Regions from separate parts of the Homo sapiens genome. Here region 1 is linked to region 2. A link is a loop called in an ENCODE intact Hi-C map of the cell type or tissue named here. Cell type or tissue: MCF 10A. All regions are shown on one strand. Links, peaks and the distances in the headings refer to the core of each region. The heading gives the core; the rest is flanking DNA. Region 1 overlaps SYT14 (synaptotagmin 14). Region 2 overlaps UTP25 (UTP25 small subunit processome component).

What was found. Hi-C counts contacts between places; a loop is a spot of excess contacts. Peaks named below come from ENCODE experiments on the same cell type or tissue, not always from the same donor. Only the 100,000 strongest peaks of a DNase experiment are listed, where the experiment ranks them.
Region 1: it touches region 2 in a loop (6-fold over the local background); 6 of 110 quality-filtered maps call a loop at or near these places.

Annotation. Positions count from the first base shown.
Region 1 is chr1:210,136,565-210,152,585 of GRCh38, reverse strand. The region is part of intron 6 of SYT14 (synaptotagmin 14); the gene reads right to left. Among named protein-coding and RNA genes, the nearest start is that of SERTAD4, 88 kb to the left of the region's middle. In MCF 10A, for the core only: a CTCF peak has its summit at 8,927 (motif pointing left); a DNase peak (open chromatin) is centred at 8,925.
Region 2 is chr1:209,851,582-209,867,602 of GRCh38, reverse strand. It overlaps UTP25 (UTP25 small subunit processome component), which reads right to left. Exons shown (of 12, transcript NM_014388.7): 12 at 10,038-16,021. Among named protein-coding and RNA genes, the nearest start is that of UTP25, 32 kb to the right of the region's middle. In MCF 10A, for the core only: a CTCF peak has its summit at 7,126 (motif pointing left); a DNase peak (open chromatin) is centred at 7,092.

The DNA of each region.
Region 1 (16,021 bases), core at 4,224-12,223, 280 kb before region 2:
TCTAATGTGTGTTGGGTTTTGCAAGAAAGAAGATTTAAGAAAAGAATTACATGATGAAAAGACACAGTATACACAAATGAATATACAACGATAAAAATAAATATACAGAACTTTCTTTGAAGATTCCCAAAGAGATCCAATCCATGAATTAAAAAGAAAAGAAAAAAAAGACACTAACAGTATTCCCTATAACAATGTAGTTAAAATTTTTTAAAATGTTTTAAAGAATCCTGGAGTTTAAACCTACTACTGGCTGTAGAAGTAATGAAGGAGAATTAATACATACCTGGAGCCTGAACAAACTTGTTGGACTAATATACAGAAGGGTAAAATCTCCTATTTTTAACTGTAGACTACAGAGTGGAAGCCAAAAGGAATACACATTTTATATTCTTAAGTCATGGGTACACAAAACACATAGTTTGGTATGTTTTCATGACAGTTGGAGAAAACAATTTTAGTAAGTTTCAATTAGGATATATCATCACTTATGAAAATAGTGTCAAAAACATGCTTGAGCACATTTGGTGCATTTGTTACATTAGGCTATAATACTAGCAGCATCTGTTAGAATATTGTGAGATACATTTTTCACAATATAGTATTTTTCACATTAACCTACTGTCAGATAAGATGTGAACCTAATAGTTGTTTATACACAGAAGTCATACTGCCACTTTTGAGAAACAAAGCGATGCCCAAAGAAAGCGATGGAAAGGCCTTTCTCAATCTTAAGGAAAACACTCCCCACTTCACTGCTGTGAAAATCGTTATCTTCAAATCCAAACAAAAAGCAAGAGCATTAAGATCCTTGTTGATCACATTCTATTTTAGTAAGCCCTGCTGAAATATAGTGGTGTTTACATAACACAAGAAACTATTATCTAGAAGAGTTCATTATGAATTTATGCCCTAGAAAAAGTGCTAATCTCATGTCCCTTCCACTGGCATTAGTGTAACTGTCAATTCAATGTTGGTAGAGTTGTGGCAGTCCAAAGAGATCACTCAGTACAAGAAAAGCAGTAAAGAATAGCTATGTAAACAGAACCACTGTAGTTAAAAAAAAAAAAAAGGGGGGGGGCATTCGCCTATAATTTCAGCTACTTGGGAGGCTGACAGAAGAGAACCACTTGACCCCAGGAGTTCTAGAGCAGCCTGGGCAACATAGCGAGATCTGTCTCAAAAACAAACAACCTCAAATTAAATATCGATGCTGTCTGCCCAAATGGCAGCTTTCCTCAGACTACTCCTCAGGGCATGCTGCTCCATTCAGTGTATATTCAGGAATCTCCATCTACTCCCTCTGCAGATCTCATCATTAATTTATAACTGGGGCTTGCCTAGGTAGCAGTAGCTGCAGGTGATTAATGCAAAGTCAAACAAATTCCAATCATAACTAGGTCTACTTAAAAGAACAGTCCCACAGGCTCCCCAAAGTAAAACTTCTTTCCATCTTGCATAATATTTTACTTCTTTTTAATACTTCCCCTCCTTCCCCCTGAGTCTTCTGCCCTAGGGTAAAGGATTACAAGTAATTCTGTGAAAGTAAAGTATATGTAATTTTTAGAGGAATGAATATACTCTATATGTTTACCATAACCAGAATTAGTGGTTAAGGTGGCCATTACATTTACTTAATGGTGTGAATAGGTTAAAATCAGGTGGAAGCTTGTACATACATAGAGAAAAAACAATATGATTAAAAATACAATATAATTCCTATTAACATACTGGGCTTTTTATTAATATTAAATTACTTCCAGCTTACTTGTAACTACTTATGTTCAATATTTTTTAAGGTGAAACTACTGAACTGTACAATGATAATTACTATAATTGAATTATCTATTGAATAGTGTCTGTGCAACTTAATTCTCACTGTGTCTGGAAGATAGCATTCAGTTTTTAATTTTATTTATATGTGAAATGCTTCCATTATACTTTTCTGAAAATGGGGCGATCACAGAGGGTGCTGAAGTTAAAACAAGGGAAGTCACCTGCTGCAAAGTTAGAGCTGCCGCTAATGATGAGCTTCATCTCTAGCAGCAAGGCTCCCTCCTCAGGGTCCTTTCCTAGCCCCAGGGAACTAGGTAAGGAGGAGATCACCAGAGGCAATTTCAGGAGAGAGGAAGAAAGAGCATGATTGCTCCAAATCCCACCTCCTTTCCATCCTCCACACTGTAAGTCTAGCGTAAAGGAGAGCCAGGCTGGGTTTTAGTAGGGTTTGTAAAAATACCGAGTGTATCAAAGGGACAGCCTACTGGAGTGAGCAGTGGCTTTGTACAGTTTGTACACAGGCAGCTTCAGGCACTCATTGATCCAGGCCTCAACCCATGTTACTAGGAACCAGTTCTCCTTTATCCATTTCTCAGGTTTGTTTCCCAAATTTGGCTTCATTCTTTGGCAGACTTTTCCCTCCTAGTTGCCGGCAGCTCTGAGTGTCATGGGAAAGAGGAAGACAGCATCCTACTTGCTCAAACCCAAATCCTGGAACTTGCTGCTTAGAGCCCATGAGATTTAATTCTAGGGCTTTGCAATAAAGTCCGCTTCAGCATAATACAGGGGCAGGTTAGTCTCCCAACCAAAATCTGGGTACTGTGTGCATAAGAAAGATATGAATGCTAGGCAGAAAAAACAGACGTCAACTACAGAGCCCATTCAACTGAGTTGTCTGTCCCTGCTTTCTCCCCCTTGGTCTTCAGTGAGACTGTTATCCACATTACTGGGGAGCAGGTGATGTTGCTGTTGCTCCAATTGTAAGTACCCTCCACAGGCTCTTGCTGTGCAGTTATTAGCCTTGCAGGAGCCAAGGAAGATGAAAAGATGGTTCAATGAAACAGAATCACGATATTACCACACTCATGGAGCACAGCTCTGACATTCAGGTTAGGAAAGGAAGAGCTACAATAGAAGTAGAAAATGATCACTTTTTCTTTCCTAAGCACTACATATTAACACTAAAAATTAACATATCTAAGATTTAAGATAGAAGAAAAATGAATCATAGAACATTCACATAAATAACCATAATAACAAAATATTTTATCAGCGTTTGACCATAGCATCATGTGGAAATGGTCATAAAAATCCCTGCTATGATCCGCCGTGTGCAGTGGCTCATGCCTGTAATCCCAGCACTTTGGGAGGCCAAGGCAGGCAGATCACTTGAGGCCACGAGATTGAGACCAGCCTGGCCAACATGGTGAAACACTGCCTCTACTAAAAATACAAAAATTAGCCAGGTGTGGTGGCAGGCGCCTGTAATCCCAGCTACTCGGGAGGCAGAGGCATGAAAATTGCTTGAACCTGCGAGGTGGAGGTTGCAGTGAGCCGACATCATGCCATTGTACTCCAGCCTGGGTGACAGAGTGAGACTCCATCTCAAAAAAAAAAAAAAAAAAAAAATTCCTGCTATAATCAAAATTTATGTATATGTATGTATATATACATATGCACTTTTTTGCTGTATTCGATATGAACATATTTAATTAGCATTTCTGCCTATACGCTTATAAGTGAGATTGGTTTATAAAGTTTATAAGTTTCTTTTCTCATGGTCTCCTGAAATAATACCTATTTGAAGAATATATATGTATAAATATAGGCATATGTGTATATTTTTTGCTGAATTATTTTAAAATGCTTAATTTAGGGTTTCTGCATATATGTTTATAAATGAGATTGGTTTATAATTTTCTCATGTTATTCTTGTCTAGTTGGTGTCAAAATTATATAAGCCTCGAAAGAGAAGTTAGGTACCTTTCCTTTTCATTCTCTGAAATAGCTTATGTAACATAGAAGTTACTTGTTCACTGAAGTTGGGTAAAACTTGCTTCTGAAAGTCGACCATCTTTTTTTCCTCTTTCTTTCTTTTAAGGGGACTCTGGCTACTGGCTGAATTTCTTTAATGATAATCACTCTTTTCATGTTTTCTACTACTCTTAAATCACTTTTTAGACATTTGTATGTTTCAAGAAAATTGTACATTTTGTTTTCAAATTTATTTTCCTAGAGTCATTCTCTTATAATTTTGAGACCTCCACTGAATTGGTGGTTATGTCCTTTTTTTTTTTTTTTGAGACGGAGTTTTGCTCTGTCGCCCAGGCTGGAGTGCAGTGGCGCGATCTCGGCTCACCGCAAGCTCCGCCTCCCGGGTTCACACCATTCTCCTGCCTCAGCCTCCTGCATAGCTGAGACTACAGGCGCCCGCCACCACGCCCGGCTAATTTTTTTGTATTTTTAGTAGAGACGGGGTTTCACCGTGTTAGCCAGGATGGTCTTGATCTCCTGACCTCGTGATCCGCCCACCTCGGCCTCCCAAAGTGCTGGGATTACAGGCATGAGCCACCGCGCCTGGCCTAGATATTTCCTTATAATACTGATAGGGGCTGAAATCCACAAATTTAGGTATTTTCATTTGTGTTTGTGCGTAAGTATTTCCAATTTTAATTATGCTTTATTCTCTGGCACTGAGTTGACTTACGAAGTTTTTTTTGTTTGTGTGAGTATTGAGTATTGAAAAATATAGATTTTGGTGGGTTGGAGTGAGAGGGCTGCCTCTTTTACTTTACCTCCTACTACTTTACTCCTCAATCATGGAGTTCTAGCTAAATGCACTTCCTTGCTACTCCCTGAACACAACACACGCACTCTGGGCTCAGGATGGGCTGCTCCATCCGCTTGCAGTGTTCTTTCCTCAGATTTTTACATGGTTAACTCCCTCACCTCTTTCAAGTCTTTGCTCATATGTCACATTCCCAATGAGCCTTATACCTTGACCCTTATTTAATAGTACACCTCCTTTCTCACTAGCACTCTTAATTCTGCTTACCCTGTTTTTCCCTCCACCCCACAGTACTTATCTCTTTCTCACATACCCTATACTTATTGTATTATGTTTATCTCTCTCTTCTTTACCTAGAATTAAGTTTCATGCAAGCCAAAATTTATATCTGTTTTTCATTAATGTATACTGAATACTTAGAACAATGTCTAGCATGTAGTATGTTACACTACTGCACTGCCTTCTGGCCTTTGTTGTAGCTGTTGAGAAGTCTGCTGTTGGTCAAATTGTTGTTCCCTTATATATTCTCTGGTTGCTTTTATCATTTTGTCTGGTATTTTATCCTTTCACTGTAATTTTTATGGGTGTGGACTCAGTTTTAATAATCCTGTTTAAAACTTCTAATTTCTCAATCTGATGATCTATGTATTTTAAATATTATCTTTCATTTTCTCTAGTCTCACATTCTGGAGTCCTTATTGGAAAATATGCTTAACATTCTTATTCCACTCTCCAAAACTTTTTCATATTTTTCATTGACTGTATTTTTAATGACTTTTTCATTCTAGAAGTTCAATATGGCCCTTATTTAAATCAGCCTCTTTTCCCACATTGTCTTATTCTTTTTTTTTGTAGTTTCTATTACTTCTTTTATTTCTTTATTCTATTAAAGCATATTTATTTTATAATGTCTTTCACAGAGCCCTATTAGTTCTAGAGCTGCCAACACATCTTTCTCTTGCATCTACTGTCATTCATGGTGGACCAATTCTTCCTGCTCATACTTTTTAAAATGTGAGTTCATCTTCAATGGAAATTATTTTTTTCTGTGGGAATTGTATAGCCTAAGTTTGGCTTCCTGAACAAAATAGGATTTCTTTTAAGGAAAGAAGTAGTGGAGATGGTCTCGATCTCCTGAGACCATATATACTACATACATATAGTATATATGTAGTACATACATACATATAGTATGCATGTAGTATATATATGTAGTATATATTACATACATATAGTATGTATGTAGTATATATGTAGTATATATAACATATAGTATGTAGTATACATATACTACGTATGTACATCATATATACACATATAGACCATATATACTACATATAGTATATATGTAGTATATACATACTTCCTTGATTTCTTACTAGTCTATCACATTTCTGAAAATTTCAAAAACCTTCTTTCTCTGAGATATCCGAGTCACTGCTCACATATATTGAGTTGCTAAATAGTAAAGACTCTGTATCCCAGAAATGCTCTCACATTTACACCTGGGGCAGAAAACCAACAGTATCCATTATACTGTAGTACCTAATACACTGTTTACATTTTGTTTAACAGTTTTTAGAAACATTCATATTCATTTTATAATCCTAATTCATTTTATTTGTGACCAGACTTCAGGCCAGTTGCAAAAATAATAAATAGGCCATATACTGTTTTTTCTTTTTTTTTGAGACCGAGTCTCACTCTGTTGCCCAGGCTGGAGCGCAGTGGCGTGATCTCACTGCAACTTCTGCCTCCTGGGTTCAAGTGATTCTCATGCCTCAGCCTTCCAAGTGGCTGGGACTACAGGCATGAGCCAACACGCCCGGTTAATTTTTGTATTTTTAGTAGAGATGGGGTTTCACCATGTTGGCCAGGCTGGTCTTGAACTCCTGACCTCAGGTGACCTGCCCACCTCAGCCTCCCAAAGTGCTGGGATTACAGATGTGAGCCACCATGCCGGGCCATACTGTTTTTATCTTACTGAAGGAAACAGAATAGACTAGAAATAAAGTTGTTATTTAGAGACTCAGCAGTAGAAAAGTATATTCAATGTCTGTTCAGCACAAGCACTGTACTAGGGAATAGATGAACTGATTTCAAGGCAGACTATGATAAACTGCCTTTAGAGATTTTATGGGAGAAAATATGTGGATATGATTAACTCTGGTAACAGAAACAATATTCTGGAGATACCTGAAGTTGGTCCTAATAGTATTTCAGCAGGCATAGGGAAGGGCATTTCACACAAAGAAAGTATGAGCTAAGCCCCCAAAAGTGGGTATCACGTTTGGTAAATGTAAACTGGTCTGGAGTGGCATGTGTATATGGGGAGGGGGTGGAAAATGCAGATGGAAAGGAAGATTGAAGCCAAATTTTACTCATCCAGCACTATATGAATATTTCTATTAGAGACTTTCTGTCCTGTAACTGTTGCTTTGTCTGTCTTTCCCACTAGACTGTGAGTCCCTTCAGGGCAGAACTTTTGTTTTATTCATCTTTGTATGTCCTCAAATTAGTACAGTGCCTATCATTCAGCAGGCACTTAATAAATATTGCTGAATGAAAATAATAAATCATGAAAGACATGAAATGCGGTGGTAAGAAAAGTTGGACCTACTCTACAAGTAATGGAAGCAAGAGAGGCATTTTGAACTGGGGAGTAACATGCTCAGATATACATCTTCAAAAAATAAGGCCAAATATGCTGCATGACTGAGTGCTTGAGCAGGGATCACAACTTACTTAGCTGTGCTAGTGATAGATAAGTCTTTACTTGAGATAATACTTGCTTTGTGCACATTTTATATCCTGAGCAAAAAATTGCAATTTTTTACCCTGTAGCAAAACATAGACTTAAAAATGTTTTATTATAATCAATCTTACTGATCTAGACACGTTATAGTTGTAGTAATCATGTAAGATTTTTCTAACCTACAGACCTTTAGCGCATACTAAGAACTACACATTGTGCTTCAAAATTAATGTAGCTGACTTCCTTGATTTCTTACTAGTCTATCACATTTCTGAAAATTTCAAAAAGCTTCTTTCTCTGAGATATCTGAGTCACTGCTGACACATATTGGGTTGCTAAAGACTCCGTATCCCAGAAATGCTCTCACATTTACACCTGGGGGAAGTGTGAGCTTTTTAAATTGGTCACTCAGCATATAGAGTGTTAGAATCAGTTATTCCTACACAAGTTGATATATCCAATTATGTTATATGTTCCCTTTAATGAATTTGTTTTAAATGAGATGATTTGAATCTGTTTTTAATATAAATGTTTTTATTATTAGAAAACTAAATAGAAATAAATTAAATTATTAATATAACAGCCCCAAATGATTTCTAAGTGTCTTCCATGTTTTGGATTATAATTATCCATAGACTATTGGTTTTCCAACAGTGGTTAGTGAAATCTATTGAATTTCATTTTAAAAATATAATTTTAACTATTTAAAAATTAAAATAAGAACAATACGAGTATATAAATGAGTAATATAATAGAGGCAATATAGTGTACTCGTAAGGAAAGGAAACTTTGCAGTCAGATTTACGGGGGTCTGTTACAGGACCGTGACTTTAGTAAGGTATTTAGCATCTCCATACTTCAGTTATCTAAAAAAGGTGAAATAACTATGTCTACTTCCTTAATAGTTATATCACTTGTTAATATATTAGGGAACACATTGTATTGCAAATAAATTTAATGTATTATTATTTGTATCTTGGACTAAAGATTTACCTGTCATTTCTGTTTAATTGAGAATATTTGAAGTTTAAAGAGCAAGCTGTCAAAGTTATCATTTGTAACTCCTTATCTATATGAATCAGAGTTTTCTCTAAAATGTATAATTAAAACAAAAGAAATACATTGCACTGGATTTCAGAGCTGCAGCAAGATGAAAACGTATTAGCAGCAATTGCATAACTGTAGGTGCCTGTGCTTTGGAGTAAGACAGTTGAGTTTATGAATAAGCTCTAACTTTTTGCCATCTGCGTGACCTTGGACATGTTTTAAAAGTTCCTTGAGACTCAATTTCCTCATCTATAAAAATAATATAGTAACAGTACCCTCTAGAAAATTTTATTCTCAATTTTTTGTTCATCAAAACAACCCTATCATTTTCAGTATTAACAGATGTTACAAGTAAATATTATAAAATAAGATTTGTTAGTAAAATATCACTTTTCTCTGCCTTACTTTTTTGAGTTATAAATAATATTTCATTTGAAATAAAGGGTCTGAATGCTTGAAAAGCTTGAAAAGCCATGAACTACACTATCTTTATATCTTATTTCTGAATGGTCATTCAAATGACCACATTTTATACATTGTAAGACTGTGCTGCCCCCTGCCGACCCAGTTTCTCCAAAATATTTTGAGTCTTCACTTAAGTCAAAACTTACAGTATTACACTTAAGTAACTCTCTAGTAGTCTGGTGGACAGTAATAATATAGATGGTAAAATATTGAATATAGCGCTAAATAATATATGACATTTTTCAAGATATTAAAATATAAACAAACGGGAGCAAATGAATATAATATACTCCCAACTGTGTAATATTTAACAAATTTAGATATCCAATTCCAAGTAACTATTGTAATTGCTATTGTTTACAGTGCTGCTGACACATGGTGAAAAATTAGCAAAATATAGACATTTCTGGCTAAGATTAAATATTCAGTAATTATTTCCCTGATTCTTTCACCGAATTAATAGCAACTTGATCTTTATTTCCCTACATTAGAATGGCACTTGTTTTTTGGCTAGCTGCAATGTTTTAAAATTACACTTCTAATGCATTACCTTTTCCAACTTTTGGGCATCTTCTCTTTTTTAATCTCACATGACCAACCAGATATACACTGGTGATTTTTCCTCCGGATAGTATCTCAAAATAGGCTCTTCCTTACTACTAAAACTCCTCTAATAGAGTGTTATTATCTAATAGTGCAAAAAGTACTTGACAAATCAAAAGAGCTAGGAGTAGTTCTACCTGTTGCTAGCCCTAAGCCTGGGAAGTAATTGATCTACTGAAAGTCTCATTTTTCTCCGTTATAAAACAGAGATTCATGTTCATGTCCTCTCAAGTGATAAGATTACGTGAGCTAACACATAAGTGTTTTAAAAATAGATCACTATATTTCCATAATGCAATTTCATCTTAGTTATCTTTTCCCCATTCTGATGCTTCTTCTACACTATTATCTGTGTAGTCTGCCGTGAATGCAAACAGTGGGAAATGGGGGAGGAAGGGGTGCAGAGAGCAGGCACAGGAGAGGTCTCCTATGCTCAATCAGGTCATCCTCCATGTCAGCTCAATCTGTTACTTACTTTTAAATCTTTGAACTTTTGGCCTTGTATCTTTTTTCTGGTAACGTTCTTAGTTTTCCTTAACTGAATGGCCATTTTGGATCAGCTCATCACACTACAGTTCACCAATCTCCATGCCAGCATATGGACATCAGACACTGGTAAACTAGACTTCCATACACCTGGCTTTGGTGGGGACACACCTCTACTCAAACACCCTTACAGGCAGAATGGTGAAGTAAGGACCTCTGAAAGTCTGCTCCTCTATAAAAGCAACATGAACACTGGCAAACATTGTCAAAAAAAACTTTTTCAGAACTCTGAACTAACTAAAGGCCTGCAACACTCCAAGGAGTGTTTATTCAAGAAAAATGGCTCAATACTGTGAGAACTACCAAGGTTTGTGGCATTTTAAATATACCCTATTCCCATTACCCTCTCCCCAGTTCCCTGGTAGTGTTGAAAGCCAACACTTGCAACTGTGAAATCCAACAGCCTCATAGATGCTGGAGGGGGGAAGAATGGGTTTGGAGTGCCCAGGAGCCCCATCTTCAGAGAAATGACATTACTTCACTTGTCTCACAGTTCTGTGAAAAGTTCCATTCTCAGGCTTTGTTTTGATTTTACTTGACTCAGATTGATAAGAACTATATCCTTAGAACATCTGTTGGAAACAATCAGTGGCAAGTGTTTAACATGGCAGTCACCAAAGAAGCAGTACTGGCTCTGGCCAATGAAAAAATAAGAGCAAAATCTAGGGAATGAGATGTTAATAGGGATCTCTGAAAAGTTCTAAGGCATTTCTGGAAATCTAGCAGTCTACACACATGTGCAAAGCTATGTGCATGCCCAGAAAAAACTTGAGAAGGTCCTAGTCTCTTACCTCTAGCTGATCTTGCTGCTCTGTGCATGCAGAAAGTGAAAGTTAAGGCACAGTTGTAAACTGACTCTTGGAGCATTGAAAGCATGGCTCAATATACACAGAACCCCTCAGCAAAGACTTAATGAAATCTCTGTCCAGTTGTTAGCTGAGCTGACCACTAATGTTAACTGAGATGCACATGACAATAATATAGACTTTACAAAAACCAAGAAAGTCATCAAAGAGGAATGACAACAACAAACAGCAACAATAAACTATGGGGGCGACTAGTCTAGGAGAATGTCTTTGTCAAGGCATTCAGATTGGAAGTGAAGAATCAGAACTACCTCTATTCACAGATGACATGATCTCCTATGCAGTAAATCCTAAAATGCACATGAAGAAAATAACTACTAGAACTAATGAATATGCTCAGCAAAGCTTCAGGATTTGTGATCAATATATGAAAATCAATTTTATCTCTTTACACTAGCAATGAACAATTAGAAAACAAAAAATTAAGAAAACAATTCCATTCACAATAGCCTCAATATGAATAGAATACTTAGGAATGTATTTAACAAAACTGTAAAATTTGTATTACACGAAAGTTACAAGACACTTTTGAAAGAAATCAAAGAAGTCCTAAATAAATGAAAAGACATCTCATGCTAATGGACTGGAAGACTTAAATTGTTAAGACAGTAATGTAGCCCAAAGTACGGATCAAACAGATTTGATGCGATCCCTATCAAAATTGCTATGGCCTTCTTTTTTTTTTTTTTTTTTGCAGAAACAAAGAAGTCAATCCTAAAATTTAAGTGTCCTAAAATTCATATGTAAGTGCAAGGGACCCAGAATAGCCAAGACAATCTTGAAAAACAATAACAAGGTTGGAGGACTCACACTTCCCAATTTTAAAACTGATTATAAAGCTTCAATAATCAAGAAAGTGTGGTACTGGCAGAAGGATAGACAAATAGATTAACGAACTATAATTGACAGTTCAGAAATAAAAACTTACATTTATGGGCAATTCATTTTCAACAAGGGTGCCAACACAAATAAATGAAAAAAAGATTTTTTTTCAACAAATTGTTGGGACAACTGGATATCCACATGTAAAAGAATTAATTTGGACCTCTCCCTCACACCGTATTAAAAAATCAACTCAAATGGATCATAGTCCTAAATTTAAGAGCTAAAACCATAAAACTACTAGAAGAAAACATAGTAGTAAATCTTTATCTTATATTAGGCAATGGTTTCATAGATAAGACACTAACAACACAAGCAACAGAAGGAAAAAATCAATAAACTGAATTTCTCAAAATTAAAAACCTTGTGCTTCATAGAACATCATCAAGTAAAAAGAAAAGCAGAATAGGAGGAAATATTATCAAATCACTTATCTTATAAGGGACCGATTTCCTGAATATGTAAAGAACTCTTACAGCTCAAAAATAAAGAGACAAAGGCAAAGGATTTTAATAGAAATTTATCCAAAGGCAAAATTTATCCAAATTTATCCAAAGGCAAAAAAATAGGCAAAGGATTTTAATAGAAATTTATCCAAAGAAGATACACGAATGGTCAATAAGCACATGAAAAGATGCTCAACATCATTAGTCATTAGGGAAATACAAATCAAAACCATAATAAGATACCACTTTATACCCAGTAGGATAGCTTACATAAAAAGACAGATAATAACAAGTGTTGAAGAGAATGTGGAGAAACTGAAACTCTCATACATTGCTGGTGGGACAGTAAAATGGTGCACCTACTTTGAAAAACTGTTTGGCAGTTCCCAGAAATGTTAAGAATAAATACAGCTCTAGAACTGGACATATACTCAAGAGAAATGAAACTATATGTCTACACAACAACTTGTACACAAATGTTCATAGCAGCATTATTCATAAAAGCCAATGGAAACAACCCAAATGTCAATGAATGAAAAGATGAACAAAATGTGGTATATCCATACAAAGAATATTATTAAGTCCCCAAAAAACAATGAAGTATGGATACATGATAAAACATGAATGAGCCTTGAAAACATCATGCTAAGTAAAAGTCATCAAACACAAAAGGCCACATATTGTATGATTTGATTCATATAAAATGTGCAGAAGAGGCAAAACCATAGAGACAAAAAATAGGTTAGTGGTTGCCAGGAGGTGTAATTGCTAATGGCTACAGAGTTTTCGTGGCGGGGATAATAAAAATATTGTGAAATTAAATCATGGTGATGGCTGCACAACTATGTGAATATTCTAAAAATCATGACTTTTACACTATAAAAGGGTGAATTTTATGATCTGTGAATCATGTCTCAATAGTTATGAAAAATTACTTACAGGATCCCTATTTCAGAATAATACAATCTTAGAAAGAATCTCAAAGATAATTTAATCCAGTGGTTTTCAAAAAGTTGTAGTAAAAGTACCCTTTTGGCTGGGTGTGGTGGCTCACACCTGTAATCCTAGCAGGAGCTGGAGACCAGCCTGGGCAACATGGCAAAACCCCATCTCCACTAAAAATCAAAAAAAAAAAAAAAAAAAAAAGAAAAAAGAAAATTAGCCAGGCCTGGTGGTACACGCATGTAGTCCCAGTTACTTGAGAGGCTGAGGCACGAGAATTGCTTGAACCTGGGAGGTGGAGGTTACAGTGAACTGAGATTACACCACCGCACTCCAGCCTAGGTGACAGAGCAAGACTCTGTCTCAAAAAAAAAAAAAATAAAAGTACTCTTTAAAAAAATAAAATCTTATTCCACGTTCAAATACATGAAACAGGTAAGTATAGCATTGTATTAGTACATTTATTACTGAGCTCAAATTATAACAGGCTATTTCAATAAAAAATGAAATTTGATATTTAGGTTTGTTGGTAACAGTTTAGTCATATATTAACTTTGCATCCAGTGTTTGTGTTTTATTTTATGTATAAAATCAATAAAGAGCTGATAAGTTGTGAATTACCTTGTCTTGCAATGTCAGAATATTAATTCATTGAACTGACCAAGAAAATTGAAAGATAAAGTTAGGGAACATTACAGAAACTTTTTAAGTTAAACCATTACTATAATGATTGCTTATATTTTAAAGAAAACTACCCTGATTTTATGCAAATAATTAAAACTACCTGATTTTTTAAATATAGAAAAAGCAGTGACTGTGATGTATGAATTTAGTATTAATAGAATTTTTTTGGCAGACATATATAGGACTAAATTAAACAATATATAGCAATTAAACAATATATCAACACCAACCTATAGCTATTCCCAAGTCACAATTACAAGAATTTCAAATATATAGAGAGATATGGGAGAAGTGGCTTTATTAGTAAATCTATAGAAGACAAAAAAGTAGATAGTGAGTGATATGGTTTGGCTGTGTCCCCACCCAAATCTCATTTTGAACTGTAGCTCCCATAATCCCCACATGTCATGGGAGGGAACTGGTGCGAGGTAATTGAATCATGGGGGTGGGTTTTTCCTGTGCTGTTCTCTTGATAGTAAATAAGTCTCATGAGATCTGATGGTTTTATAAAGGGCAGTTCCCCTGCACAGGCTCTCTTGCCTGTCGCCATGTAAGATGTGACTTTGCTCCTCATTTGCCTCCACCATGGTTGTGAGACTTCCCCAGTCATGTGGAACTATGAGTCCATTAAACCCTTTTTCTTTATAAATTACCCAGCCTCAGTATGTCTTTATTGGCAGTGTTGAGAATGGACTAATACAGTGAGTTAACATGTAAACAATTTCCAATAGATTAAAATTTAGTACACAGCATGTGTTTATGTTGATTTTTTTTTATTTACCATTTTAAATTATAATTAAAAAAAGAGGCTGGGCGCAGTGGCTCACGCCTGTAATCCCAGCACTTTGGGAGGCTGAGGCGGGTGGATCACGAAGTCAGGAGTTTGAGACCAGCTTGACCAACATGGTGAAACCCCGTCTCTACTAAAAATACAAAAATTAGCTGGGCGTGGTGGCGCATGCCTGTAATTCCATCTACTCAGGAAGCTGAGGCAGGAGAATCACTTGAACCCAGGAGGCGGAGGTTGCAGTGAGGTGAGATTGCGCCACCGCACTCCAGCCTGGGTAACAAGAGCAAAACTCCATTTCAAAAAAAAAAAAAAAAGAAATTTGAAGCAAACATTTCCAGAATCCCAGAGCATTTCTGGAGAACATGGTTCAAATCAACCTACTCTACCTATTTACCTTAGAAATGAAAAAAAAAAATAAGGCCTGGAGAGGTTAATTAAATATCTTTCTGAAAGTTTTAACATATCTAGTTGTTCTGGAGAAAATGGACTAGGACTTAGGATTCTGGACTCTTAATTCGAATGGTCTTTTTACTAAGAAGTCTAAATCCCTTATTCTGTTTTTGAGGATCTTTATAATCTGGCTTCATCCTCATATTCACTTTCATTATTTTTCCCTCTATAATTCACAAGAGTAGTGAGGTCCCCACATTTCTACCAAGGAAGAGTGCCAGTGGGATGGTGATGATTTTTGGTGGGGGTATGGTAACTGCCCATCAAGAATGTGAGCATAGGAGGTGAAGGAGGCTGTGTCCTACGAGTTTACCTTTCAAATCTGGGGCCCACACCTGCCTCCTCTTCAGAGTTCCCGATATTGTTTGGGCCTTCAGAGGGGATTGATACAAATTACAAAATTGGGTAAGTCCCTTCAAATCTGCCCAAACACTGACAGAAATTCATTTGTATAAAATTTTCAAGCATATGTTACCAGGATCCATGAGGCACTCCTGCAGATTGTGGTTCAGTCTGAAGCTCCTGCCATCTGACTGTACCATCTTCTCCCTCTCAGCAATGTTTCAACTGCTAATCATCTAGTGAGGCCTGCTCCTTTAGTGAAGAATTCCACCTGGCTCACAGATTCCCCTGTACCCTAACATCTCTCTGACTTAATGTGACTTAAGGTGAATTAAATTTCCACATGAATGATCCTTCTAACAGTCTGCACACTAAGTTATTTGATTTTCTCATCTCTAATGACTTCTCCCTCCCAGTCTCACTATTATTTATTGGGCCTCGGCACCACCAGAGGCTACGGTGAGGTCTTCGCCAAAGTTACTAAGTAAAACAGGTGCTAACTACACCTCTTTTTTCTAACATAATTTGCCCACTCAACTGCTCTCATAACACCATGCTTTGACTGGACCTTCAGTGCTTGACACTATACTTTTTGTTCATCAGCCCCTTCTTGTCCTTACTTCTTCCTCTATCAAGCTG
Region 2 (16,021 bases), core at 3,551-11,550:
CCAAGTGTCAGCTGGTCTGAGAAATAGAAAGAGTACAAAGAGAGGAATTTTACAGCTGGGCCGCTGGGGGTGACATCACATATCGGTAGGTCCATGATGCCCACCTGAGCCACAAAACCAACAGGTTTTTATTGAGGACTTTAAAAGGGGAGGGGGTGTATGAACAGGGAGTAGGTCACAAAGATCACATGCTTCAAAGGGCAAAAAGGAGAACAAAGATCACATGCTTCTGAGGCCAATAAAGATCACGAGGCAAAGGGCAAAGCAAAGATCACGAGGCACAGACAAAATAAAAAACTCCTGATAAGGGTCTATGTTCAGCTGTGCACATATTGTCTTGATAAACATCTTAAACAACAGAAAACAGGGCTCGAGAGCAGAGAACTGGTCTGACCTCAGATTTACCAGGGAGCAGTTTTTTCCCCCATCCTAATAAGCCTGAGTACTGCAGGAGACCAGGGCGTATTTCAGTCCTTATCTCAACCGCATAAGACAGACACTCCCAGAGCAGCTGTTTATAGACCTCCCACCAGGAATGCATTCCTTCCCCAGGGAATTAATTATTAATATTCCTTGCTGGGAAAATAATTCAGCAATATCTTCCCTACTTGCACATCCATTTATAGGGTCTCTGCAAGAAGAAAAATATGGCTGTATTCTGCCTGACCCTGCAGGCAGTCAGACCTTATGGTTGCCTTCCCTTGTTCCCTACAATTGCTGTTATTCTGTTCATTTTCAAGGTGCACTGATTTCATATTGTTCAAACACACATGTTCTACAGTCAATTTGTACAGTTAACACAATAGTGGTCCTGAGGTGACATACATCCTCAGCTTACGAAGATAACAGGATTAAGAGATTAAAGACAGGCATAAGAAATAATTATAAAAGTATTAATTTGGGGAACTGATAAATGTCCATATTAAAATGAAATCTTCACAATTTATGTTCCTCTGCCACGGCTCCAGCTGGTCCCTCCATTCGGGGGTCCCTGACTTCCCGCAACACTTTTCTGTAGCAAAATATTTGCAGGCTTCTGCAAAGATGCCCTACAGACTTTATCCTAGACTGGCTGGAGAAAGAAAACTAAAACATCAGAATGCTTTCCCCAGGCTATACACAGAGGGTGGGAGTGGGTGGAAGGAAACAAATAGGGCTGAAGTGTGGGGTACCACACTTTTGCAGCCCACATGGAGGAAGTACCAAGAGTGTAGGCAGATAAGAAACAGATTTTCAGCTTCCCCTTCTAGTAACCACACCTCCACAGGCTTGTATTTATTCCTCCCCGATGTAATTTCCTCCTGGAAGTGTGGCCTCCTTTCTCAGTGGCCTTTTTTTTGGACAGACTGGTGAATCTATATTTGCATTAAAGTCTGGGCAGAAAGGGGACCTGAATACATGTTATGGGCTGAATTGTGTTTCCCCAAAATCCCTATCTTGAGATCCTAACCCCCAGTAGTTCAGAATGTGACTGTATTTGGAGATTGAGTCTTTAAAAAGGTAATTAAAGTGGGCCAGGCGTGGTGGCTTATGCCTGTAATCCCAGAACTTTGGGAGGCCAAGGCAGGTGGATCACCTGAGGTCAGGAGTTCAAGACCAGCCTGGGCAACATGGTGAAATCCCCGTCTCTACTAAAAATACAAAAATTAGCCGAGCATGGTGGCAGGCACCTGTAATCCCAGCTACTTGGGAGACTGAGGCAGGAGAATCCCTTGATCCCGGGAGGAGGAGGTTGCAGTGAGCTGAGATCACACCATTGCACTCCAGCCTAGGCAACAGAGTGAGATTCAGTATAGAAAAAAAAATTATTTTTTAAAAAAAGGTAATTAAGGTAAAAGGAGGTTATTAGGGTGGGCCCTAATCCAATCTGATATGCATCCTTATAAGAAGAGAAGGACAAAGACAGACAGACAGAGGGAAGACCATGTGAAGACACAGGCAGGTCTCAGAAGAAACCACCCCAGCTAACACCTTGATCTTCGACTTTTAGCCTCCAGAATTAAAAATCAGTTTTGGTTATTTACTTATTTATTGTTTTTTGAGACAGGGTCTCACTCTGTCAACCAGTCTGGAGTACAGCCTCCGTCTCCCAGGCTCACTGCAGCTTTGATCTCCCAGGTTCAGCAATCCTCCTGCCTCAGCCTCCCACATACCTGGGACTACAGGCATGTGTCACCATGCCCAACTAATTTTATAAAATTATTTTTTGGAGAGACAGGATCTCACTATGTTGTCCAGGCTGGTCTCAAACTCCTAGGCTCAAGTGATCCTCCTGCCTCGGCCTCCCAAAGTGCTGGGATTACAGGCATGAGCCACCGTGCCCAGCCAAATTTTAGTTTTTGAAGCCACTCAGTCTGTAGTACATTGTTATGGCAACCCTAGCAAACTAACACACTACTCCTTGCAGGATGTTAGTTGCCCACCTTTCTCCTGCAACTCGTGGCTTTACAAGGTTGAGAGCAAAGTCCCTTGAATTAGGGTTTTGCTTCCCGCCTCTGCCCTATTGTTTACTCATAAGAAGAGCATTTGGGATGCTTTGCTGTTTTGTTCCAAGTATATATTCTGTTTATAAAACTTAGGAGTATAAGGAGTATCACCTTTTCTCTTTTTCTTTCTTTTCTTTCTTCTTCTTTTTTTTTTTTTTTTTTGATGGAGTTTCACCCTTTGTTGCCCAGGCTGAAGTACAGTGGCACGATCTCCGCTCACTGCAGTTTCCACCTCCTGGGTTCAAGCGATTCTCCTGTCTCAGCCTCCTGAGTAGCTGGGATTACAGGTGCCCACCACCATGCCCAGCTAATTTTTGTATTTTTAGTAGAGATGGGGTTTCACCATGTTGGCCAGGCTGGCCTCGAATTCCTGACCTCAGGTGATCCACCCACCTCGGCCTCCCAAAGTGCTGGGATTACAGGCATGAGTCACCATGCCTGGCCTCATTTATTTCTTTAAAACAGCTGTAATCTGCTCCAAACCTCATCCCTCCTGATTGACCAGAAAGTCAATTTCAGTCATACTTGAGGCTCCCCATTTCAGATTTGTGCAAAAATCCTGGAGGTCTTATAGAGGCTACAGCATTTAGGGAAGGCCTTCTGACCTGGCCTTCAGTTTCTCTGGTCTCTTTTTGTTACAGTAGGTAGCAAAAAGCAGGTAGCTCATGTCTGCTAGTCAGACATGAGCAAGGCAGGATAGGCACCCCTCCACCCCCACCCCCACCACCCACACACACACCAGGAATGTTAGGCAATGATCAGGTGATGGTCAGGTGACTGTTAAACTGTCTTGTTAAAATAATAATTGGTTTCAGCCAGAGCCAGGGGAAGGCTTTCTCCCAATAAACAGAAACACCTGAAACTGGTGATCAGCAGCTTCCTGATCCCAGGAGCTGGGTAAGTGGGCTCAAGTATGCACATTACAAGGCAAAATGGCAAAGCTTAACTGGTATATGACCTTTAGAGACATTTGACTGGCAAGGGAAGAATGTCTCAAGTGAACATGTGTACAATTCCAGTAAACACACTGTGCGTGCTCCCCGCCCCAGCACTAGCAGGCCACTGTGCATGTGGACAGCCCACCCCAAGGGAAGAATCAGGGGATAAGGGACACAAAGCCCCAGAAGTATGCCAGCGTCTAAAACCCCAAGTCAAAAGGTCAAAACTGCACACTTGATCTCTCAAGTCACCTTCTTGGCCCTCTTCCAAGCGTACTTTCCTTCCTTTCATTCCTGCTGTAAAGCTTTTTAATAAACTTTCACTCCTGCTCTAAAACTTGGCTTGGTCTCCTTTTCTGCTTTATGCCCCTCAGCTGAATTCTTTCTTCTGAGGAGGCAAGAATTGAGGTTGCTGCAGACCATTATGGATTCGCTGCCATTAACCTGTTTATCTGTTTATTTTCCAAACTTCTATGAGTGCTTAAAGGGAGCAATGTCATGGCTTTTGTGCCATGCTTGGACAGGAAGGTCTTTGCAATACCCTTCCCTCCTGTTCTAGGAGAAGCCTCAAAACTCTTTTCCTTTGGCTGCTTCTGTCTCCCCCTCCTCCACCCTAGCTTCAATGTCCTCTAATTACATGACACGCCAACAAAGTTCTCTTGGCCTGGAAAATGCTGTTCACCCTTCTCCCAAAGCTCCCCAAGGCAAAGAACACAAGACCTGGTTAACTTTTTGGTAGCAATTTGCAGAAACATTTAGAGCAATAAAAATGGAGCCAAAATTAGTATCTTCACAAGTCACCCTGCTTTGTTTTGATGGAGTGTAGGGAAGCCACTACACTCTCCAAGCCAGATTGCTATCGTGGAACAGCTGGAATTCTGTCACAGATGGGGCAAGAAGAACTCAGCTGGCATTTCCTCTGAGTTCAGGTTCCTGTGGGGAACAAACACAGCTCTACAGATGATGGCTGCTGGCTTCGATTCCTTTCCGTGCCCAAGACTCTCAAGCAGCTTTTTTCGACCCGGGAGTTAAGTCAGTACAGCCAGATTTAGCTTTCTCCGCAGGTTTCATAACAGATAGAACAAAACCGGGATATCTCCCTGCCCACCCACAGGGGATGGGAAGAACTCTGTGACAGGTGTTCCACAGCCATTCGCCTCCTGTTGACACCTCCTCACCCTGTGGCTGGAGGTGGAAAGGGAAACAAAAAACGTGAATTCCAGGGTGCAGGGCAGCCACTTTCTGAGAAATGATTAGGACCCCAGAGAGGAGGAGTGCTCAGACTCTGAGCATCTCATTAAAAAGGATCAGTCTGCTACTGTGGTGCTGGAGCTGGGGTGATGCGGGTGGCTGACGGCTCACTGCGGGCAGTGAGGGGCGGGTGACCATACTCAGACTCTGCATGTCCTTCATATGCAAAATGCCTTCATTTAAGTGGCTCCCAGAAATCCAGCCTTTTGCAGGAAGGCTTCTAAAGCCTTTTAGGAAAAAAACAAACAAAAGAACTAGTATCCCTCCTGCTAGATTTAGATTTTCCCGCCTATCAGTCTTCATCCCTGCCTCTATGACAGACAGGCACACACACCACACACAGTCATGAGCACATGGGTGTGTGCACACACAAACACATACACATCCCAGGGGAATGGTTCATTTTGTTTGGAAGTTTGTTCCTTTGTCCCCATCTGGAGGTACCAGGATGCCTGTCCCCTTTCTCCTCACTCTCGGATTTGCCACTCGCAAACCAAGGTATCAGGTAGTTCTTTGGGGTTACAGTGTCAGTTTTCCTCTTCAGTATATTCGTGGAGCTTTGCTTGAGGGTGGGACAAAGGTGTGCAGAATGAAACAATGAGTAAGATATGAGTGAATGTCCTCAGCCTCGCAGGTGGATTTAGACAACCAGTGGGAAAGTCTAGAGGAGGGCACGATTAAAGTTCATAGCGAGCTGTGATGATTTCACAGAGATTATCATTTGAAGGGGGCCTTGAGAGAGGAGAAGTTCAGCAGGGGAGGAGTAGTGATTGGGCATTCTGGACAAAGGAAACAGGATGGTCAAAGATCTCTATTACCTGACCCTGTTTTATTCTCTTCCAACATTTAGCACCATCTGAAATTGTACTTTTATCTAGCCTCTAATTCTTTCTTTTCTGTCTACACTATGCACTCTAACTCTATGAGTGCAGGAAATATGTGTGCCTCATTCATTGCTGTGTCCTAAGTGCCTAAAATAATTTCTAGCACATCGTGGGTGCTCAGTACATATTCACAGAATGGATAAATCAATGCTCAGACCAAGGAAAAGGGAGAGAAGGAGACTCTTTTTCTTTTCTAATGTATGTGGTTTCATTTCATCCTTACAATACCACTCAAGAAAGACATAATCATCTCTACCTTACAAATAAGGAAACTGAGGTAAGCAAAGGTAACTTACTGGGAGTAAAAGGTAAAGCTGAGATTAAAAGCCTAGTTTATCAGTTTGTAAAGTGTAGATTATGCCATGAAGACTAATGAAGGTCTGAACTAAGCAAAGCTGTGGGAAGGAAGTTAGAGAGGTGAGCTCACGTTTGAGGCAGTGGGTTGATAAAACTGACAAGACTCGGACACAGATGGAAAGGGAGAAATTCCCTTGCAGACTCATCTCCATCTGAGTGGCTGGTCCTGACCTCCCTCTCCACTGGATTCAATCACATGGGGATTCAGAAAAAAACATGTGGCATTGGCCACTAGCCAGTTGTTTAACTTTGGGAGACCTGCCCAATTTCTCTAAGCATGTTTTTCCCCTGCTATATGGTGATAAGCAATCAGCTGGCTTTTAAGGGTTGTTGTGAGATGACTGATGTACATCAAGCACCCACAACAGTGCCTGGCCCACAGTAGGTGTTCCATAAATATTAATTCACCTATCTTTCCCCATGATTTCCTGATGTCTTTTGGCATGGGAAGTACTGTTCCCAAGAGGAGGACCAAAGGGCAAGTGTGAGGACATCCACCCTGGCCTAGGTACGGGAGTGGATAGTCTCAAGAAGGAAGGAAGTGACAACCTAGGCCTGGGGGCAGTGGATGGAAAAGAAGTTAGGGAAGTACCCAGTAGAGAAAATCTCCCCGTCTCTGAGAAAAACTCTAACCCCTCTGGAAAAAGGTTAGACAAGAAACCACAATTCTAAAGGGATTATGGTCAATCTCTTCTCTGCAGAAAGGTGTAGCCAGAGTGTGGTGATGGGGAGCCAGGGGGCTGTTGGGCTTGGGCCTCATATATGTAAATTTGGTTGTGAATTGGGTTATGAATAACCAAATGAAGCTACTCACAGTTATTATCATTTAGAGTTTGTTAAGTTAGTTTTTAAGAAATTAGTTGTGAGTTTAAATATGCCATAGAACCTATTGGAGATTTTCCATTTCTTAAAAGGTAATGTTCACTATTCCATAAAATTATTTCCTGAAATAAATACACGATTATGAAATCATTTTAATGTGTTAACTTATAAACAAATTCTATCACAGTTGTTTGTAACTCTTTGAATTTCTTAATTTCCTATGTATTTAAATTGTTAAATAAAATAAAATAAAAAAAAGAGGCCTAGGTCTCTGTCTTCTCCAGCTCTGAGAGCTGCCAGGCACAAGCCCCACAGCCCAAGGCCGGCACCCGAGGGGAGGTGCAGATCTCCTTACTGTACTTGTTTACAGCGCCACCTGGTGTTCCTAACGCATAAGCGCCCTCACCCCTAAGAGTTGGAATTTGCTAAGTAAAAAAGATCCCTACAGCTGTTTTTCTGAACCATTCTCTCTCAAAATCTCTTTTCTTTCCTTTGAAGAGTATGAGGCATATAAGTAAGAATAATACAAAATAACAGTTAATTTTCTAAAATTTTACTAATCTTTGTAACGTGGAAAAGAAGGTCTGGTCTTGTTCTAAGTGCCCTGCATGGATTAAGTAACTTAGTTATTGTAACTCTGAAGACAGGTATTATGATGACCATCCCCATTTTACAGATAGCAACTGAGGTACAGAGAGTTTAAGGAATTTGCCAAAAGTTACGCAGCTAGAAAATATTAAAGCAAAGATTTGAACCTAGGCAGCTTGGCTTCAGTACTCACGCATTCTTATGCTGCTTCTCTGTGCATGCGTGTGTTTCAAGAAAAAAAAATTAATTTTTATTTGTACTGACACTAAGAATTTAATCTCTCTGGGCAAACCTCAATGGACCAAGGATAAACGGGGCAGCAAAGGAGTGAAAAATATGCCTTAAATGATCCTGACATATGAGACGTTATGCTTTTCAGGTTGCTTGAATTCTCCTTCAGAATGTCACTTGGTGGTGGCCGCGCGCGGTGGCTCACGCCTGTAAGTAATCGCAGCACTTTGGGAGGCCGAGGCGGGAGGATCACGAGGTCAGGAGATTGAGACCATCCTGGCTAACACGGTGAAACCCCGTCTCTACTAAAAATACAAAAAAAAAAAAATTAGCCGGGCGTGGTGGCGGGCGCCTGTAGTCCCAGCTACTCGGGAGGCCAAGGCAGGAGAATGGCCTGAACCTGGGAGGCAGAGCTTGCAGTGAGCCGAGATCGCACCACTGCACTCCAACCTGGGCGACAGAGACTTGGCATCCAGAAGGATGGCACACAAACAACTCAATTAATGTTTATAACAACCCTCCCCAAGAAAATATTATCATCTCCCTTAGTCCTTTTTTTTTTTTTTTTTTTTTTTGAGACACAGTCTTCCTCTGTTGCTCAGGCTGGAGTGCAGTGGCATGGTCTTCTTGGCTCACTGCAACCTCTGCCTCCCGGGTTCAAAAGATTCTTGTGCTTCAACCAACCAAGAAGCTGGAATTACAGGCGCCCACCACCACACCCAGCTAATTTCAGTATTTTTAGTAGAGATGGGGTTTTGCCATGTTGGCCAGGCTGGTCTTGAACTCCTGACCTCAAGGAATCCACCCACCTCAGCCTCCAAAGTCCTGGGTGAGAGGTGAGAGCGTGCTGGCAGCCCTCGCAGCCCTTACTCACTCTGGGCGCCTCCTCGGCCTTGGCGCCCACTCTGGCCGCGCTTGAGGAGCCCTTCAGCCCACCGCTGCACTGTGGGAGCTCCTTTCTGGGCTGGCTGAGGCCGGAGCTGGCTCGCTCAGCTTGCCGGGAGGTGTGGAGGGAGCGGCGCGGGCGGGAACCGGGGCTGCGTGCCGCACTTGCGGGCCAGCGCGAGTTCCGGGTGGGCGTGGGCTCAGCTGGCCCCGCACTTGCAGCGGCCGGCTGGCGCCGCCGCCCCGGGCAGTGAGGGGCTTAGCACCCAGGCCAGGAGCTGCGGAGGGTGCCCTGGGTCCCCCAGCAGTGCCGGCCCGCTGGCGCTGCGCTCAAATTCTTGGGCCTCAGCTGCCTCCTCGCGGGGCAGGACTCGGAACTTACAGCTGGCCATGCCTGAGCCGCCTCCCCCACCCCCGCCGTGGGCTCCTGCGCTGCCCAAGCCTCCCCGAGGAGCTCCGGCCCCTGCTCCAGGGCGCCTGGTCCCATCTACTGCCCAAGGGCTGAGGAGTGCAGGCACACGCTGCAGGACTGGCAGGCAGCTCCACCTGCGGCCCCGCTGCGGTATCCACTAGGTGAAGCCAGCTGGGCTCCTGAGTCTAGTGGGGAACTTGGAGAACCTTTATGTCTAGCTAAGGGATTGTAAATACACCAATCAGCACTCTGTATCTAGCTCAAGGTTTGTGAACACACCAATCAGCACCCTGTGTCTACCTCAGGGTTTGTGGATGCACTAATGGGCACTCTGTATCTAGCTAATCTGATGGGGACTTGGAGACTCTTTATGTCTAGCTAAGGGATTGTGAATACACCAATCAGCACTCCGTATCTAGCTAATCTAGTGGGGACTTGGAGAACTTCTGTGTCTAGCTTAGGGATTGTAAACGCACCAATCAACACCCTGTCAAAACGGACCAATCAGCTCTTTGTAAAACAGACCAATCGGCTCTCTGTAAAATGGACCAATCAGCAGGATGTGGGTGGGGCCAGATAAGAGAATAAAAGCAGGCTGCTGGAGCCAGCAGTGGCATCTCCTCGTACTCTGTCCTGGTGTGGAATCTTTGTTCTTCACTTCTTTGGGTGCATGCTGCTTTTGTGAGCTGTAACACCGCGAAGGTCTGCAGCTTCACTCTTGAAGCCAGTGAGACCAGGAACCCACCAGAAGGAAGAAAGTCCAAACGCATCCGAACTTCAGAAGGAACAGACTCTAGACACGCAGCCTTTAAGACCTGTGACACTCACGGCGAGGGTCCGCGGCTTTATTCTTGAAGTTAGTGAGACCAAGAACCTACCAATTCCGGACACACTGGATTTACAGGTGTGAGCCATCCCTTAGTCCTTTTAAGAGTTCAACAATTAGGATTGCTTCATTAAAAAGGGTAATAATAACTACTATTTATTGAGTGCTTTTATTGTTTTGTTTTTAGAGAAGTAATTATCTAGTAAAAACAGTGTAGGTTTTCAGGATTGTGCTGCCTGTGTGGAAATCGGGAAAAATAAGGATGCTTACCTTAAACGGGTGTGAGGGATTAACTGATGTAATACATGCAAAGAGCTTGGAAGAGTTGCTGGCGCTTAATCAGTACTCCAAAAAATGTTACCTTCAAAACCACCTTTTAATGCAAAAGCATATATATACATACACACACATTGTTGGTTATTATTCATGCAGAAAACAATCTGGGAGGAAACATAAGACATTAATAATGATCACCAAATAGATGTAGTTTGATTTTTGTTTTTCACTATTTCACTTGTATTTGTGGAATGGGCATGGGTTGCTTTTTTAATAAGATTAAAAGAATAACTTTTCAGGAAAAAAAAAAGTTTAAGGAAGTAAGGATGATTGGCCTGGAGAAGCAAGTTTCATAGGAGACATGGTAGATGTATTCCAATAGTTGAGCCTTAAGTGGGGAAAAAAAAAATTTGTACCGTACAGCTTCAGAAACAGGACTGATGGATAAAAGTTTCACAGTGTTTCTAACAATCAGAGATGATTAGAAAAGCCACAATGAGCACCCCATCCTTGAAGGAATTCAAGCAGAAGCTGGAGGCCACCTCTTAGGGATGACCTATAGGTAATTCACGGATCAAGTGGCAGATTAGATCACAAGACCTGTAAGTTTCTATCGAATTGGGGATTCTGACTTATTTCCTATTTGACCTAATTTAGCTTTGACATACACTAGAAGAGATGAGAAACAGGTGGTCATCAGCCTTCAGAGAGCTGAAGTCTGTTCTCTTGCTAATTATTTTTCTGCAACGATCACTGTTTCTATAAATCTTATGAGAAGACACTTGTGTTCCCTCGTTCTATGGATCCAGTGTGGAATGGACACGTCAGAACTGCTAGCAGAGACATGTGAGTGCCCACTCCTCACGCCACCAAATGGCCAGCATCAACCCTGAAGTACAGTCTCAATGTTGGTGCTTGCCAAGAACAGACGAAAGAATAGGCAGTGTCTTTGGAGTTCAGGAGTCTGTGATGCCATTTTTGTCTTCTGTATCAGTCAGGAATGGCTAATAGAGGCCTGGCCTAATGGCTTAAACAAATTAGGTGTTTGTGTGTTCACGTAACAGTAGTGCACAGGAATACCATGCAGGACTGGTATGGCAGCTCTACAACATCCTTGCAGAACCAAGCTCCTTTCTTCACCACTCTCCTACGTACAGAGCTTATAGCCTCAGGAGCTTCAGCCATCACTTCTGCGTTCCAGGCAGGAAAAAGGGAAGAGCAGAAGGTAAAAGTGGTGCTCCTCTGAGTTTTAAAGAACTCCCCTAGAAGTCCTGCTCAGTAGTTAGTGCTTCTGTCTCATGGGCCACATTTTACTGCAAGGGGTGGGGGATGGAAAATGATGCAGTGTTTTTACTAGGTACTTTGTTATCTCATTAAAGTCCAGCGTTCTGGAACTAGGGAAGTAGGTGGATATAGGGCAAACAATAGCAGTCTCTTCCCTTCTCACACAGTCCCTCTATAAGGCTAGTGGGGATTACTCCATACTTCATAAAGATGAGAAAACTGAGAAGTGGTCGTGAGGACTTGTTTAGAGCCACAGAATGTCAGTGGTGATGTTGGTCCCAACACCCAGCTTTGAAAAAATGAGAGAACACAAAGAAACCCATGAACATCTGTGGACAAACACCAGCTGTGAGCCCAGGGCCACCTCTCCTTGCGGAATCAAAACTGGCAGATGAGAGAGGCTGCAGAGGTCAGTGAGGACGAAGGTGGCAGGGCACTGGGGCAGATGTTTCAGTGATGGTGCTCCATGCTCTGTGTCATTCCTTAGGTTGGCAAAAGGTAGACAGCTTTGGCCTTGGCTCAGCTGGGAGAACAGATGGGCAGGAATTCAGCACAACTCCTAAATCAGCCAAGCGGCAGACTGCCTCCTTTCCTTCTCTGGGTCAGCCAAGGCTACAGTTTCCACCTGGTCACAGCCAGCTGCAGAGGCCCAAGACTGAAGCCCATGACAGCTCGGCGAGGAGCACCTAGAAATGTGCCATCCCACACCTGACTGTGAGGGGCCATCAGGAGAACAAGCAAGGGCAGGTGTTTCTTCCAGCAGTGAGGGGACATCTGTACTGAGCTGCCCAGCAGGAGAAAGATTAGATTTCTCTGTGCAAAGCAAACAGCTCCTTATGGCAGTCACATACCTGTCCTCACTCCTTTTGAGCATAGGGCTATACTGAGAAAACCAGTTTGTTTGAAAAAGGCCTGGAGCTCTGTTCTTTCTCATCCCCTTTATCTACCATAGGAATAATGGCAACGTGACCAGAGGTGTAAGGGGAGCCTAGGACCTACTCTGAAATACATGTAATGCAAGTGGAGGCGGCAACTCCCCACATCTGAGGAGGGGAAGGTCCTCACAGAAGGGAAACAGGAACAAAGCAAAAGTAGACAGGAACATGTGTTTAGCTTTAGACACAGGACATAAAATGCAGTTTTGCTGCAGTTCTGGTGAGAGCACGTGGCATAGGAGGAAGACGGCTGAACGTCGCGGGGTTTGCTTGGGAGGAAATGACCAAGCCCAGAGGGAAAGAAGCGTTCCCTCTTTCCCCTTCCAATGCTTACATCAATTTTGGATTATCTGTGTATTTACTCCCCATTCATTGACTCTAATTAAAAGTTGACTGAAATCTGTTTAGAATTCTATGTAGCCAGGCTTTCAGAAAAGCTTTTTAAAATAAGTGTGGAGTAGAAATTTGGTAATGAAGATCACTACCATGCTCCTTTGAGAGAAAAGATGGGAAAGGGACTGGAAGGAGAGGATGGCTAGACGGAGGGAGGGCTAGCTGTGGTGGCCCCACGCTCCTCAGAAGCCGTGCCCTGAAAAGAGCCACTTCTGAGCATTCCACTGACATTACTTTTCCACGAAGCTTTGGGCACCTCAGGCCCCTGCAGTTGGACAATGAGGCTCTTCAGACAACTATAAAGAACTTCCAACTCTTGCTCCCTCACCCCAGGCCTTCTGTAATCTTGAGACCCTAGATCTGCTCACGTGGGCTTGGGAAGGCTGGTCAGATGGCCAATAGGGTCTGGCCCCACCTGCCTTTCCCTTTCCTCCTTCAGCAGCATAGCTCCTTGCCCTCACGAGGGCACAATCAGGGCTGAGAGCCTTCATGAGCCCCCCTTGGTCCTCTGGGGTATGAGGAGTCAGCAGGGACACATTCCCCATCTCCACTAGGACCATCTGTGCTCAATTATAAGCCCTTTGGAAGCAAGCAGAGGGCTGTTTAGCTGCTGCTGGTTCTCTATGATTAGCTTGTTCTTGTTTTTTGAACACTGCACGTGGTGCAGCCAGCTGTGAGAAGCATCCACGATTCAAAGCTTTTTCTCTCTCAAAAAGAAAAGTGCTAAGCTGGTTGTTTTAACTATGGGAAAAGAAAAAACATTTAAAAGTGTTACTTTCTGGGTAAGTTCCTTTCCATACCTTTTAATTCCACTGTTTCCAGGATTGGGACCATCCTTTGTCTATATTTCAGACCCTATATAGGCACTTGCTTGCTGCAAATGAGCCTTGTTAACATCAAGGTAGTGTGTAATTCCAGCTCACGCATCCGTATTTCAGTAGCCTCTCTTCTCGCTTATTGTGTGTTGAGAGAGACCAGATCTTCAAGGCATCCTTTTAATAAAACCATTGCAGAGACTCCACTCTGCAATGCACTAAGGAGCCAGGGCTAACTGCAGAGGCTTACCTTCTTTTCAGGTGCTGAGCCAGGAACAAAGCAACACTACTTTGTTCACACTTGAAATCCTCAGTGTTCTCTGCAGGCAAGAAGCAGTTGGCTGGGTTTGGCTCTATGCCAGCATGAAAATCACTAGGGGTGCTTAATAAAATGGTTATTTCTGGGGCTACATCATGGATTTGAAATCCAGACTCACATGTGAGTGGAGAGCCAGAGAAGCTGGAGATTTGGGAGTCGTGTGAATAGTAATAATGGAAACCACGAGATGAACTACAATTCACAGGCAAAAGAATATGGCAGTAGAAAAAGATGTAGGTAATTGGCCAGGCGTGGCGGCTCAGGCCTGTAACCCCAGCACTTTGGGAGGCTGAGGTGGGCAGATCACTTGAGGTCAAGAGTTTGAGACCAGCCTGGCCAACATGGCAAAACCCCATCTCTACTAAAAATATAAAAAATTAGCTGTGCATGGTGGCATGCGCCTGTAGTCCCAGCTACTTGGGAGGCGGAGGCACGAGAATCGCTTGAACTCGGGAGGCACAGATTGCAGTAAGCCAAGATCATGCCAGTGTACTCCAGCCTGGGCAACAGAGCGAGACTCCATCTCAAAAAAAAAAAAAAAGATCCAGGTAATTACAGTCCCTTCGCCTCACATTTCTGAATGAGGTAAATAAACTCATTTCTTATTCTCATAATATACAGGATCTATGATAAACAGCAGCACAATTACGCCAGTAACCACAGGGCATGCCTATAGATACAAAAAGTTCTTTGTAGCATGGGTTCGGTCGGCTTTTATCTAACTAAATTTTCTGAAATTTAGAAAACCATCTAAATATGGAATAAATGGTTTTACTTACCATGCTGAAGAAAAAGAAGTAAAAATGTCTAAATATTTAGCAGAAATATTACTTCAAAACTGATTTTACTTTTTGTTTTTGCTAAGTAATTTTAAGCGTGCCCAAGGATAAAAAAAATCTGTACCAATCATGGGTTATTACATTGAGGATAATGGGAGCCACTGTCTGAGAAAGGAGTTATCAATATGGAAAGAAAATGAGAAGCAATCCTGTGTTGTTGGACTAGAATTGGAGGTACTGGTGTGAATTCATGGTTTTCAATATATGGATATGAAAGTAAATTTAGATATTAATGTGAAGCAAATTTAGACAACGTGTGTACATATGTGTGTGCATACATGTACACAATTCCCAAGTTCTGACCACTGAGCCTGGGATGAGTGGCACCACAATAGTAAGCACTCCAATCTAACCTTTTATAATAATTTCCTACTAAAAGCAAGCAGGGCTGGAGTAGAGAAACCTGGAATGTCTCATTGTCAAAAAATACAGCAGTGCCCAAGTAGATGGGGGACATGTCAAAAGTACACAGGGGCTAACCTGAAGGTGCTCCCAGCGGCCATATTTGAGACCAGTTACGCATCTAAAGAAATAATGATGTAACAAACCGTAACCCATTGAATAAAAGAAGAAACTACGAGTCCATACTAGGATGAGTTGAATATCTCTTATCTGAAATGCTTGGGACCAGACGTGTTTCGAATTTTTTTGGATTCTGAAATATTCACATTATCCTTATTGGTGGGGCATTCCTAATCACAAACAATACCCTTAATTGTTTACAGGAAATATATACTAAAGTATTTAAAGGTGATAGGCCCACTGGGTTGGCAACTCACTCTCAAATGGTTCAGGTTCTGTACTTGGAATTTTTCTGTTTGAGAATGTTTCAAAATAAAAATGTTTTTAAAAGTGTAATTTCCTTTTTATTTGCATCTGTTTATGACTGAAAAAATGACTAGTTATTATGAAGACACTACTGTTGAAGATGGATATTTTAACATGGAGTTTCAACAAAATTACTTCTTGAGACAGAGCTGATGTGTTTTTTAAATAACGTGATTTTAAGCATATATTTGAACAAAACTAAAACATTTAGTATTATGAATATGAAAAAAGATCAGTAAATCAATGTACTCTTCTAGGCTGAATTAAGGTAGACTATTTAAGGTTTCAAAAAAGTTTGGCTGGGGCAGAATAAGTTTTACAAAACCCATGCCATCCAAAATTAAGATGACATGTAGCAGCAAGAAGTATTCCAATGTCTCATAACCAGTTCTCGCAAGCAATGTGTATTCCTTACTTTAAGGAAGTGTCAAACAAATAGAAAAATCTGGAAGAATTTACTAAGTGTAATAAATTAGAGGTAAATCGTAATAAAAGAATTTATGTCTCACAAAAATATTCACAAGTGGGAGTTTTCTTCTACCAACTTCTCAGAGTCCTTCTAGCCCCCTCTTCACTTCTGAAAGATGGGATTTACCAAAATCTGGTTTACATTTAACTTTTCAGGGACACATGACCTGAAAAGAAAGATGTC